Regions from separate parts of the Homo sapiens genome. Here regions 1 and 3 are each linked to region 2. A link is a contact called in ENCODE Hi-C data. All regions are on one chromosome and are shown on one strand. Each heading gives the region's core, a stretch centred on a gene start or an enhancer-like site at or near the end of the contact. The rest is flanking DNA. Distances are from core to core; before and after follow the strand shown.

What was found. A loop is a pair of places that touch in the nucleus more often than their neighbours do. Pooled maps may share reads with other maps.
Region 1: a loop to region 2 is called in a map with no recorded cell type, with 2.9 times the contacts of the local background. The contact joins the promoter of BBC3 here to the promoter of DACT3 in region 2. A Hi-C loop is called at or near these places in 1 of 37 single-sample maps with no recorded cell type and 5 of 50 pooled maps.
Region 3: a pooled map shows a loop between it and region 2 (9-fold over the local background). The contact joins the enhancer-like site here to the promoter of DACT3 in region 2. A Hi-C loop is called at or near these places in 4 of 50 pooled maps.

What each region holds. Positions count from the first base shown.
Region 1 is chr19:47,229,219-47,232,464 of GRCh38, reverse strand. It overlaps BBC3 (BCL2 binding component 3), which reads left to right and starts at 1,266. Exons shown (of 4, transcript NM_014417.5): 1 at 1,266-1,536. RefSeq lists enhancers at 1-49, 759-878 and silencers at 1,019-1,248, 1,389-2,108.
Region 2 is chr19:46,659,336-46,662,570 of GRCh38, reverse strand. DACT3 (dishevelled binding antagonist of beta catenin 3) reads left to right here and starts at 1,389. Exons shown (of 4, transcript NM_145056.3): 1 at 1,389-1,755. The coding sequence starts at 1,507. It overlaps DACT3-AS1 (DACT3 antisense RNA 1), which reads right to left and starts at 2,207. Exons shown (of 3, transcript NR_040042.1): 1 at 2,163-2,207. RefSeq lists silencers at 1,012-1,131, 1,342-1,591.
Region 3 is chr19:46,013,640-46,016,832 of GRCh38, reverse strand. CCDC61 (coiled-coil domain containing 61) reads right to left here. Exons shown (of 14, transcript NM_001267723.2): 6 at 1,574-1,784; 7 at 1,406-1,488; 8 at 610-779; 9 at 440-515; 10 at 1-139. Among named protein-coding and RNA genes, the nearest start is that of MIR769, 3.7 kb to the left of the region's middle. RefSeq lists silencers at 701-780, 1,248-1,542. Within about 2 kb of position 1,371, at least 2 of the 41 ENCODE cell types and tissues checked have a DNase peak (open chromatin) inside an H3K27ac peak, as active enhancers do.

The sequences.
Region 1 (3,246 bases), core at 17-2,516, 570 kb before region 2:
AGCAAGAAGCTGTCACAGGTGTGACTTTGTGACATGTGTGGGTGGTCAGTTTCTTCTATGTCTGATTTGGTTTGTGTCTCTGAATGTCAGTTTCTTTCCTTTATTTTTATTTTTAAGACGGAGTTTGCTCTTGTTGCCCAGGCTAGAGTGCAATGGCACTATCTCGGCTCACTGCAACCTCCGCCTCCCGGGTTCAAGCAGTTCTCCTGCCTCAGCCTCCCAAGTAGCTGGGATTACAGGCATGCGCCACAACGCCCGGCTAATTTTGTATTTTTAGTAGAGATGGGGTTTCATCATGTTGGTCAGGCTGGTCTCGAATTCCTGACCTCAGGCAGTCCACGCACCTTGGCCTCCCAAAGTGCTGGGATTACAGGCATGAGCCACCGTGTCGGGCGAATGTCACTTTCTGATAGTTTTAATGTGTTAGCTGTGAAATTGTGTGAGTGCATTTGTGTATGTCCCTGTGGGAGTGTGATTTGGATTTGGCCGTGTATCCAGGTATCCCTGTAACAGGTGTCTGTGTGTATGTGTGTGTCCCCTGTGCCTATCAGCAAGTTTGTGTTTCCTGATAAGCACTCCGCCTATGTCTGTGTGGTTGCACCACCGTGTGTGTGGTGTGGGTGCCTGTTCGGTAGGGTTGTTTGTGAACACAGTTTGTGGGCCCAGGTGTGATCATCAGTGTGGGTGTTTCTGCAACTGTGTGTGGCCCTGTCATTGTGTCCGTCTGCTTGTCCAGGGGACCCTGTTAGTGAGTCTGTGCATTTCCGTCTGGGTGTGTGTAAGTGTGAGCCCCATCAGTATGTGAGTGTGTGTGCTCATGCCCCTGTCCATGGTGTGGATTTGCGAGACTGTGGCCTTGTGTCTGTGAGTACATCCTCTGGGCTCTGCCTGCACGTGACTTTGTGGACCCTGGAACGCCCGTCGGTCGGTCTGTGTACGCATCGCTGGGGGTGTGGATCTGTGGGTCCCAGTCAGTGTGTGTGTCCGACTGTCCCGGTGTCTGGGCGATCTCCCCACACCCCGCCGCACAGCGCCTGGGTCCTCCTTGCCTTGGGCTAGGCCCTGCCCCGTCCCCCGCTGCAGGGAAACCCCCGGCGCGGAGGTAGGGGGGGGCGCGGCGCGCGCCTGCAAGTCCTGACTTGTCCGCGGCGGGCGGGCGGGGCCGTAGCGTCACGCGGGGGCGGGGCGTGGGACCCGCCGGGCGGGGGCGGGGCGGGGCGGGGCGGGGCGGCTTTGGAGCGGGCCCGGGATCCGCCGGGCGGCCTGAGACGCGGCGCGAGCCACATGCGAGCGGGCGCCTGGCGGCGGCGGCGGCGGCACCAGCGATCCCAGCAGCGGCCACGACGCGGACGCGCCTGCGGCCCGGGGAGCAGCAGCAGCCACAGCCACAGCAGCCGCCACTGCAGTTAGAGCGGCAGCAGCAGCGACAGCCACAGCAGCAGCCGCCGCGGAGAGCGGCGCTCGGCGGGCGCGCCCTCCTGAAGGAAGCCGCCCGCCCCCCACCGCCGCCCCCTCCGGCGTGTTCATGCCCCCGGGGTGAGTGTGCGCGCCCCGAATCCTCTCCGGCGGCGATCGGCCAGGCCGGGTGGACTCCCTGGAGGAGGTGACAGGAGTGCAGGCGGAGAGCAGTGTGGGCGCCCTGCCTCCCCACACCGCGCCTCTCCAAACCCCGCGAGGGACCCTGGGCCAGGGTCGCCGGGTGAGAGGCGGCTCGGCGTTGGGGCGCCGGTCTGGGCGCACAGGTGCCTCGGCGGTCTGGCGGGTTTGTTTACAAACAATGGGGTGCGGGCTCGGCAGCGCCCCCTGGCGGCCAGTGCGGCCCCGGGGAAGAGGGTCGACCCCAGGGGTGCCCCAGCCCCCAAAGTCCGGGAGGGGCGGGGGGGCGGCACGGAGGGGCGGCCACACCCAGGGCGCGCGCCCGCTGGGGGCGGCGACGGGGGGCGGCTCGCGGGCCGTGGAGTCTGCGGCTCCTGCGGGCGGGGGCTGCGCCCCAGCAACAGCCGGTTATTGGCCCCGCGCTCGCCTGGCGGGCGGGGCGGGCGCACGTGGCGGCGGTGGGGGGGGCTGTGACAGCGGAGGGGGGTGTCTGGGACCGCCGTGGGAGCGCGCGTGTGCGGGGTTGTGGATCTGCAGGTGTCTCGCCTGGGTGTGTGCGCGTGTCTGGCTCCGAGTTTGTGCTGGGTTCTGCAGGGAGTGGTGGTGTCGATCCAGAGGAATGTTGGGGTTTCTGACCCGTCGGGGTGTCTGCGTGAGTCCCCGCGCCTGTTTGTGTGGGGTTCTGTCTGTGGGTGCCCTGCTTGTGGGGTGGGTGGACCTGCGTGTGTTGTCGGTGAGAGTTGTCTGTGTGTGCTGTTCCGGGATGATACTGGGGGTCTGTGGTGCCTGCGTGTGCTGGGGTGTGGAGGTTGTAGTGTGTGTGTGTTGCTGGAGTGAGCTGTTTGTGTGTTTATGTGTGTGTCTTGCCCGAGCGTGCGATATGTGTGCTTGTGTCTTGCCTGTGTGTTTCTGTCTTGGCTGAGGCCGTCTCTGTATCTCCGGGGCATGTGTCTTTTGCCCAGCGTTTGTGATGCTGCGCCTGCTAAATGCAAATGTCTGTTTTCTGTCCAGGTGTCTGTGTGAGTTGTCAGGTGTGAGTGTGTGTGTGTATGTATGTGTGTGGTGGGGGGTTGTTTCAGTCTGGGTTTGGCTTGTGTGTCTGGCATCAGCGTCTGGGATTTGAGGACCCAGGATCTGTGGGGTCTATGCAGTGTAGACGGTGGGTGTTGCTGGCAGCCTCTGGATGGGGTTGTGTCTGAGCCTGTGTGTGTGTGTGTGTGTTGGGTCTGAGGGGCTTGTCACTGTGATCGGCTGGCTCATGTGTGTCATGTGGGCTGCGTGTGTGTAGTGTTTATGTCAGTCACGTGAGACCAGTGTTTTCTGTGGGTGCGCTAGGTGTGTGTGCTGCTGGGCTGTGTGGGATTAGAGTTAGCTGTAGGGTGTGTGTGTGTGTGTGTTGCTGACAGTTGGTGATGATGTTTGAGGGTTGCGTGAGGAGGGTGGGTTGGTGTCTGGTGGTGTGTTGAGGTCTGATGGCATGTGTCTGTGTGTGCCTGATCTACGTGTGTCCTGAGAGTTGGTGACATGTGGGTGTGTTTTGGGGGTGTTGATGTATGTGTGTCCGTGGGTGTCTGTTTTGTGTTGATATGTGAGTCCAGAGGTGTGCAGGTCTTATCTCTGGAGTGAGTGTGTGTGTGTGGAGAGGGGCAT
Region 2 (3,235 bases), core at 140-2,639:
TTGAATCCTCAGAACAACTGTATGAGGCAGCCAGTATTATGATCCCGTGATCAGATGAAGAAACGGTGGCACAGAGAGGTTAAGTAAGTTTTCCAAGGTCACACAGCTGGAAAGTGACAGATCTGTGACTCACCCCGAGGAAGTCTGGCTCCTGGAGACTTTGCTGTCTATCGCCACTATCAATTTCTCTCCATCTCACCACCAGAAGGTCACTTCGTGCACGGGGAATCATAAAAGAGGGAATTTCTTGTATGATCTTCTGGGCCTTGGCTTTTAGGGAGCCAAGGTCTGTCTGAGAGATGAGTATGAATATTAGAGCTAGGTCTTGGAAGTTGGTAGAGGCAGGCTCGGCGTAGTGATACAGATTGGCCGCCTGAGGGTGCCCCAGCCCTGCTTGCGGAGCCTGGAGAGACAGCAGGAAGCCTTGGAAACGAATGTCAGGCTCAGACTCCTAGGACCAGAGAACGTTGAGAATAGAGCATCATAGAAGGCTGAGAACAAAGCCCCTTAGAACGTAGAACAAAGGCCCCTGGAATGGAAGAATGATGAGCACACATCCTCCTAGCACCTGGGAGACAAAAGCTGCTTAGACTCTCTTCTGGTCAAAGCATAGAATCTTCCACCCAGGGTCTTATAATTCCAGAATTTGGAATGCAATCGATCTTAGACTCTTAGCAGCAAGACCGGCTACATATTTGGCCTAGTGCAAAGTGAAAATAAGGGGCCCCTTGCTCAAAAACTAAAAATTTCAAGACAGAAATTGCAGAACATTCAACCAAGCGCGAAGACCCTTCTAAGTGGATTCCAAGCCGGTGAAGCCGGCCCTAAGTAGAAACAATTTCATCGGAGGACGTCCGTCTGGTTTTACAGCTGAGTGTCTGGGAAGGCTTCTTGGAAGAGGAGGCGAAGTCAGGGCTCGACCCCCTAACCCTTTTCTCCCCCTGCGCAGCCTCAGAAGCTGAAGGTTGGGCGGGGTGGAGGGGTAGGAGCAGCTGCCAAACTGTCACGTGTACCCATTCCCTATTTATAGATCACCCTTCCCCTCGCGCCGGACAGTCCAATGGTAGCCAGCGCTCGCCCGCAAGAGGGTGGAACCTGCTGCAGGACCGGCCAGGCACAGACCAATGGCATTGAAGCAAGGGCGGGCTTGTTTCATTGTGACGCGTGGGGGGGCGTGGCCAGGGCCCCGAGGCAGTTGCACGGAGGGGGCGTGGCGAGCGGAGTGAGTAGGCAGTTGCGAGCATGCGTCGTGTTGGGCGGTGCGGTTGCACGCCCGAGAGTCTTCGTCAGGAAGCTTATTCGCCAATAGGCGGCTGTTGCTCGGTCGCCGGGGGCGTGGCCATGCAGATAAGGCGCGGGTGGGCGGCCCAATGGGCGGGCGCCTATGCAGATGAGACGGTGACAGCCCGGCCAGCGGGCGGGCGGGCAGGCTGCTGGGGCGGGGAGGTGGGACCGGGAGAGGGGTGGCCGCGGGGCCCGGCCGGGCTGGGGCGGGGGGCCGCAGCCATGATCCGGGCCTTCTCGTTCCCGGTGAGCCCTGAGCGGGGCCGGCTGCGGGGCTGGCTGGAGGGTAGCCTGGCCGGGCTCTGCGAGTTACATTGGCTCCGGGAGAGGCAGGAGTACCGCGTGCAGCAGGCGCTGCGGCTGGCCCAGCCCGGAATGGGGGGCGCCGAGGCCGAGGACGAGGAGGACGCCGATGAGGATGAAGATGCGGCGGCGGCGCGCCGGGCCGCAGCGGCCCTGGAGGAGCAGCTGGTAAGGGGCTGCCTGTCCGTCCGTCCCTCCACCCCCGTCTGTGTCTGTCTGTCTCGGTTGGATGCTCAGACACCGGGCGGGGGTTGGGGACCCGGGTAGGCAGGGAGTGAGAAAGGACAGGGGGTGGGGCTGGCGACCCCGGAGTTCCGGCGGCGGGCCGGACCTGGCCTCCCCGCCCCCAAATCGGGGGAGGGGGAACTGCATCGCCCCCACTGGGGCCTCGTGAGAAACACAGGCCCTGTCTCTTACACCCCTTCCCCAAAGAAAATCCTTGTGGGCGCCAAGTATGTGTCAAACCCGAGACCGGGTACTTTGCAGGCGTTGTCTTCTTGCGGCTTGGGAAACGGGGTGATAGTCCCCATTTAACAGAGAAACAAATTGAGGCTCAGAGAGAGCAAGCGACTCACCCAAGGTGACACAGCCAGGCTCCAAACATGCCCTTCTCTGGGCCCCGCCACCAGGGCTCCATCTTCCCTAAGTCCTGGTGTGCTTGGAGATCTCTGGAGGGGGCGGGGTGGGAGGAGGGGAATCTCAGGGCCTCCAGAGGGAGGGACCACTGCTGAGAGGAAGCTCACAGTCCCTGAGGACCCCCCACTGGGATCTTGACCCTTTGGTGACACTTCCCCTGCTTCCTACCTGGCCCCAGCTCTCCTTGACCCAAGGGGAGGCAGGTCGAGGCAGCGCCTGGGGGAGACTTCTGGACTCTGGGTGTTCTCATGGTGGAAGATGGGCAGAGGTCTCCGGAATGACTTGAGGACGCCCCATGCCTCTCCCCTTTCTATGTCATTCCTTGAGTCTCCCGATCTCGTCCTGGGTTCTGTCACTCTCTCCGTCCTGCCACATCCCTGTGACTTTCTGTGTCTGCTTCTCTTTCTTCATCCTGTCTCTCTGTCTCTGTGATCTCTGTGTCCCTCTGCATCTGTCTCCTTGGCCTTCCCTTCCTGCCTGTCTGCACCTCGCTCTCTTCTTCTTGCCCGACGTCCCAGGCTCAGTCTGTCTTCCCCTCCCCCCAGCCCGCACACCCTGGCTCCACGGCAGATCCCCATCCCCAAGCCTGTGTGTGGCCAGAGCTTCCCGTTTCGGGAAACCTGAGCCGAGGTGGCAGTGGAGGGGGCTCTCCCCGCCGCTGACCTCGACCGCCCCCTCCCCAGATGGGGAGTGGGGAGGAAGACTGAAGCCAGGCTCCCGGGGCTGCACGCCCGGCCCCTCCCCCTCTCAGGAGTGGGACCCCCCTGCACATTCTTTTCTGGAAACAGAAACAGCTGTGGGAGGCCCCACCCCCTCCCAAAGTTAGAGACGGATTGTGGGGGCCTTCGCTAGCTCCCCCCACCCCAAGCTGGCTCGGCTTGGAAGGCGCCTTCCATCCTGACAAGGAGAATGCGAGGCATGAGGTTGGGGTAGCTGTGGGTAGCTGTGTCCTCTCCCCCTCTGCCCTCGGTCTCTCCCCTTTTCACCCTTCACCTTCCCCATCTCTGCCCTT
Region 3 (3,193 bases), core at 122-2,621, 650 kb after region 2:
TGAGGAGCTGCGGTTTCGGGAGCGGTTAGGGGCGTCCCCTCGGCCAGTCAAGGCAGCAGGGGGCTGGGTCTGGCGAGACCAGGAGACGGACGGACCGTCCCCGCTTCCCCCACTGCCTAAGCGGTTCCGCTGCTGCTGCCTGGGAAAAAAGAAAGGAGACGCCGGTCTGTACGCCCAACTCCTGCAGGCAAGGGGGTCACTGCGCCCCTAAAGGTCACAGCCACGCCAGCGAAAGCCTGAGGTGACAGGCCTACGAGCGGAAAGCACGCAGAAACACAGACGAGGAGGTAGGACGGACGGAAGGGAGAGCAGGCGGGGTATCCGGCGAGAAGCGAGCAGGTGGCAGGGGATGGAGACTGATGGTGGCGTGGAGAGATGAGAGCCCGGGAGCGGGCACGGGCCAGGGACAGGGGCAGGTGAGGGAGGAAGGGGCACTGACTTCATCTGGATCTCTCTCTGCTTCCTTTCCTTGGCTTTCACAAAGGCCGTGGGGTCGAAGCGGAGCGCGCGACCACCTAGGACGGCGTGGGAGAGGAGGCGGCTAGGTCCGGAGACGGGCCTTGGCAGCGCCAGTGCGTCCCCTCCCTACCGCAGGGCAGGGGCACAGACCTGTGGGCGAGGGCGAGGGGCGCGCAGGGCGGCCCCGACCCCGGCTCCCGCGGCCGCTCTCCCGGGATGAGGAGCGCGCGGCGCCGCGGCCTCGCGACGCGGAGCGCTCCCGGGACGATGAGGCCCGGTCCTCCCGCGTCGGGGGCGGCTGCACCGGCGGAGTCCGCCTCCTGAGACCACAGAGGCAGCTGTCAGCTTCCCGCCCGCCCCGACAAACTCAATCGCGAGACTCCTCCCCGACCGCACCTTCTCCGAACCCTCAGGCCTACCCCATCAACTCCTAGACGTGCACTCCTGGGCCCATGACCCTCTCGATATCTTCCCCCCCAGACCTCACCCAATTGGACCCCTAAAACACCCCTCTGTCATTCCCCTACATCCTTTCAACACACCGCCTTCAACAGACCCTTCTTTCCGGAGTCTTCCACAACTCCCCGGAAACTCTTTCCAATTTTCCACCACCCACCCCATAAATGCCAGCGGACCTCACCCTGATCCCACCTGCTGCGCCGCACCCTTTCGCACCAGGAGACCCTAGGGCACGATCCCTTTCCCAGTCCCTCCTGAACGCCGCCCCAAGCCTGCGCATCTCCGCACAGCCCGGGTCCACCTCCTAACCACTGCACCCAAATCCTGTCTGGACTCCAGACGGGGTCCGCTAAGCCCCGCCTCCCCTTCAGCCCCGCCCCCTCCACCCTACCTGGCCCCGCCCCGCCCCCTTAGGCTCCGCCTCATCAGCCTCCACACCCTCAGGGCCCGCCCATCCGCCCAGGCGCCTGGCAGGCCTCGCTCTCACCCCCTCTTGTACAATGCCAGCTCGCTGGTCAGCGTCTTCAGCCGGGCGCGCAGGCTCCGCTCCGATGCCTTCGCCTCCTCGAGCTGCCGGGAGGGGAGAGGGGCGCGGAGGTCCAGGCTGAGGCCGAGGTCCGCGCCTCGCTGGCCGCCCCGGGCCCCCGCTGCTCACCTCCTTGGCCAGACGGCGGCAGTCCTGGCCGCGACGGCCGGCCACCCTGTGCCCGAGGCCGCGCTCCTGCCGCAGCTCCAGCTCCAGCCCGCGCACCAGCCCGCGCAGCGCCTCGGCCTCCTGGCGTGCCGCGCGCCCGGCCAGCGCCTCCTCGCGCGATCGGCCCAGCTGCGCCTCCAGCTCCCGCTTCTCGGACGCCAGGCGCGACACCCTGGGGAAGACGCGGAGAGAGCGCTGGAGAGAGAGGCATGGCCCCATTCCCACTACTCCATGGGGGTGGGACGCCTCATCATTTCACCTCCCCGGAAGGGGGTACACGGCTCATCAGTCTCAACTGACCCCATGGGGAGGGGCAGGGTCCTATCATATCCCCTGCGACGTGTGAGGAGGGATGTGGTCACATCACCCCCATGCACCTCACGAAGAGGACATGACCCCACCACGCACAGGACACACACACACACTCCTCCCCCTGGTGCGGGTGAAGGAGTGGGAACACAGCCATGTGAGTTCCAATTCTAAACGATTTCATCAATCTGTACACACCCTGAAAGCCTAGCACTGCCTCCCTCCTCCTCCCACCTCGCCAGGCCAGTCTCCCAGTCACGAAATCCTCTACAATACAAATTTGATCAGGTAACTACCATGCTCAAAACCCTTCCTTGAGAAAATGTATACACAAGGCTATTCATTGCAGCACAATCTGTAATAGCAAAAGAGTGGAAATAACCAAAATGTATGTTAAAAGAGAACTAATTGAATTTCTAATACATCTACTCAATTGAGTCCCACAAAACTATAAAGAGGAAAGTAGAGTATCTCTGTGTCCTGTCACCGAGTGACTGCTGTGACACAGTGCGGTGCAGACAGTATGTTCAGAATGTCCCTTTTCATAAAAGAAATGAGAATTATAAATTATATGTTTATATTTTCAAAATTACAGAATAAACCAAAATCTATGGGGGAAAAAAGGATTATTTATGGGGAAGGGGAAAATGAACAGAAATTGGACTTCTCTGGCTGGACAAAGTGGCTCATGCCTGTAATCTCAGCACTTTGGGAGGCCGAGGCAGGTGGATCACATCTCAAAAAAATAAGAAAACCAGAAGTAAAAATAATTTTTTAAAAAATGTAAGAAATTGGACCTCTCTGAATGTACCCTCTTTTTCAGTTTTGGAACTATAAAAATATTTTATACAAATTAATTAATTAAATTTTAACAAATGCCATCACAAAAATTTTAAAAGAAACTGGCCCAAACAGACCTAACTCTATATCAAAGTTGGTGGCACATTGGAGAATTATAGGAGGTGACTAAAACACATCGTTTGAGCAAGCGGGATATAGCCTAAGGCCAAAAAGAACTGCAAAGAAATCTTTTTTTTTTTTTTTCTGAGACGGAGTCTTGCTCTGTCACCCAGGCTGGAGTGCAGTGGCACGATCTTGGCTCACTGCAACCTCTGCCTCCCGGGTTGAAGCGATTCTCCTGCCTCAGCCCCCAAGTAGCTAGGATTACAGGCGCCCACCACCAACCCTGGCTAATTTTTGTATGTTTAGTAGAGACGGGGTTTCACCATGTTGGCCAAGATGGTCTCAAACTCCTGACCTCATGATCTGCCC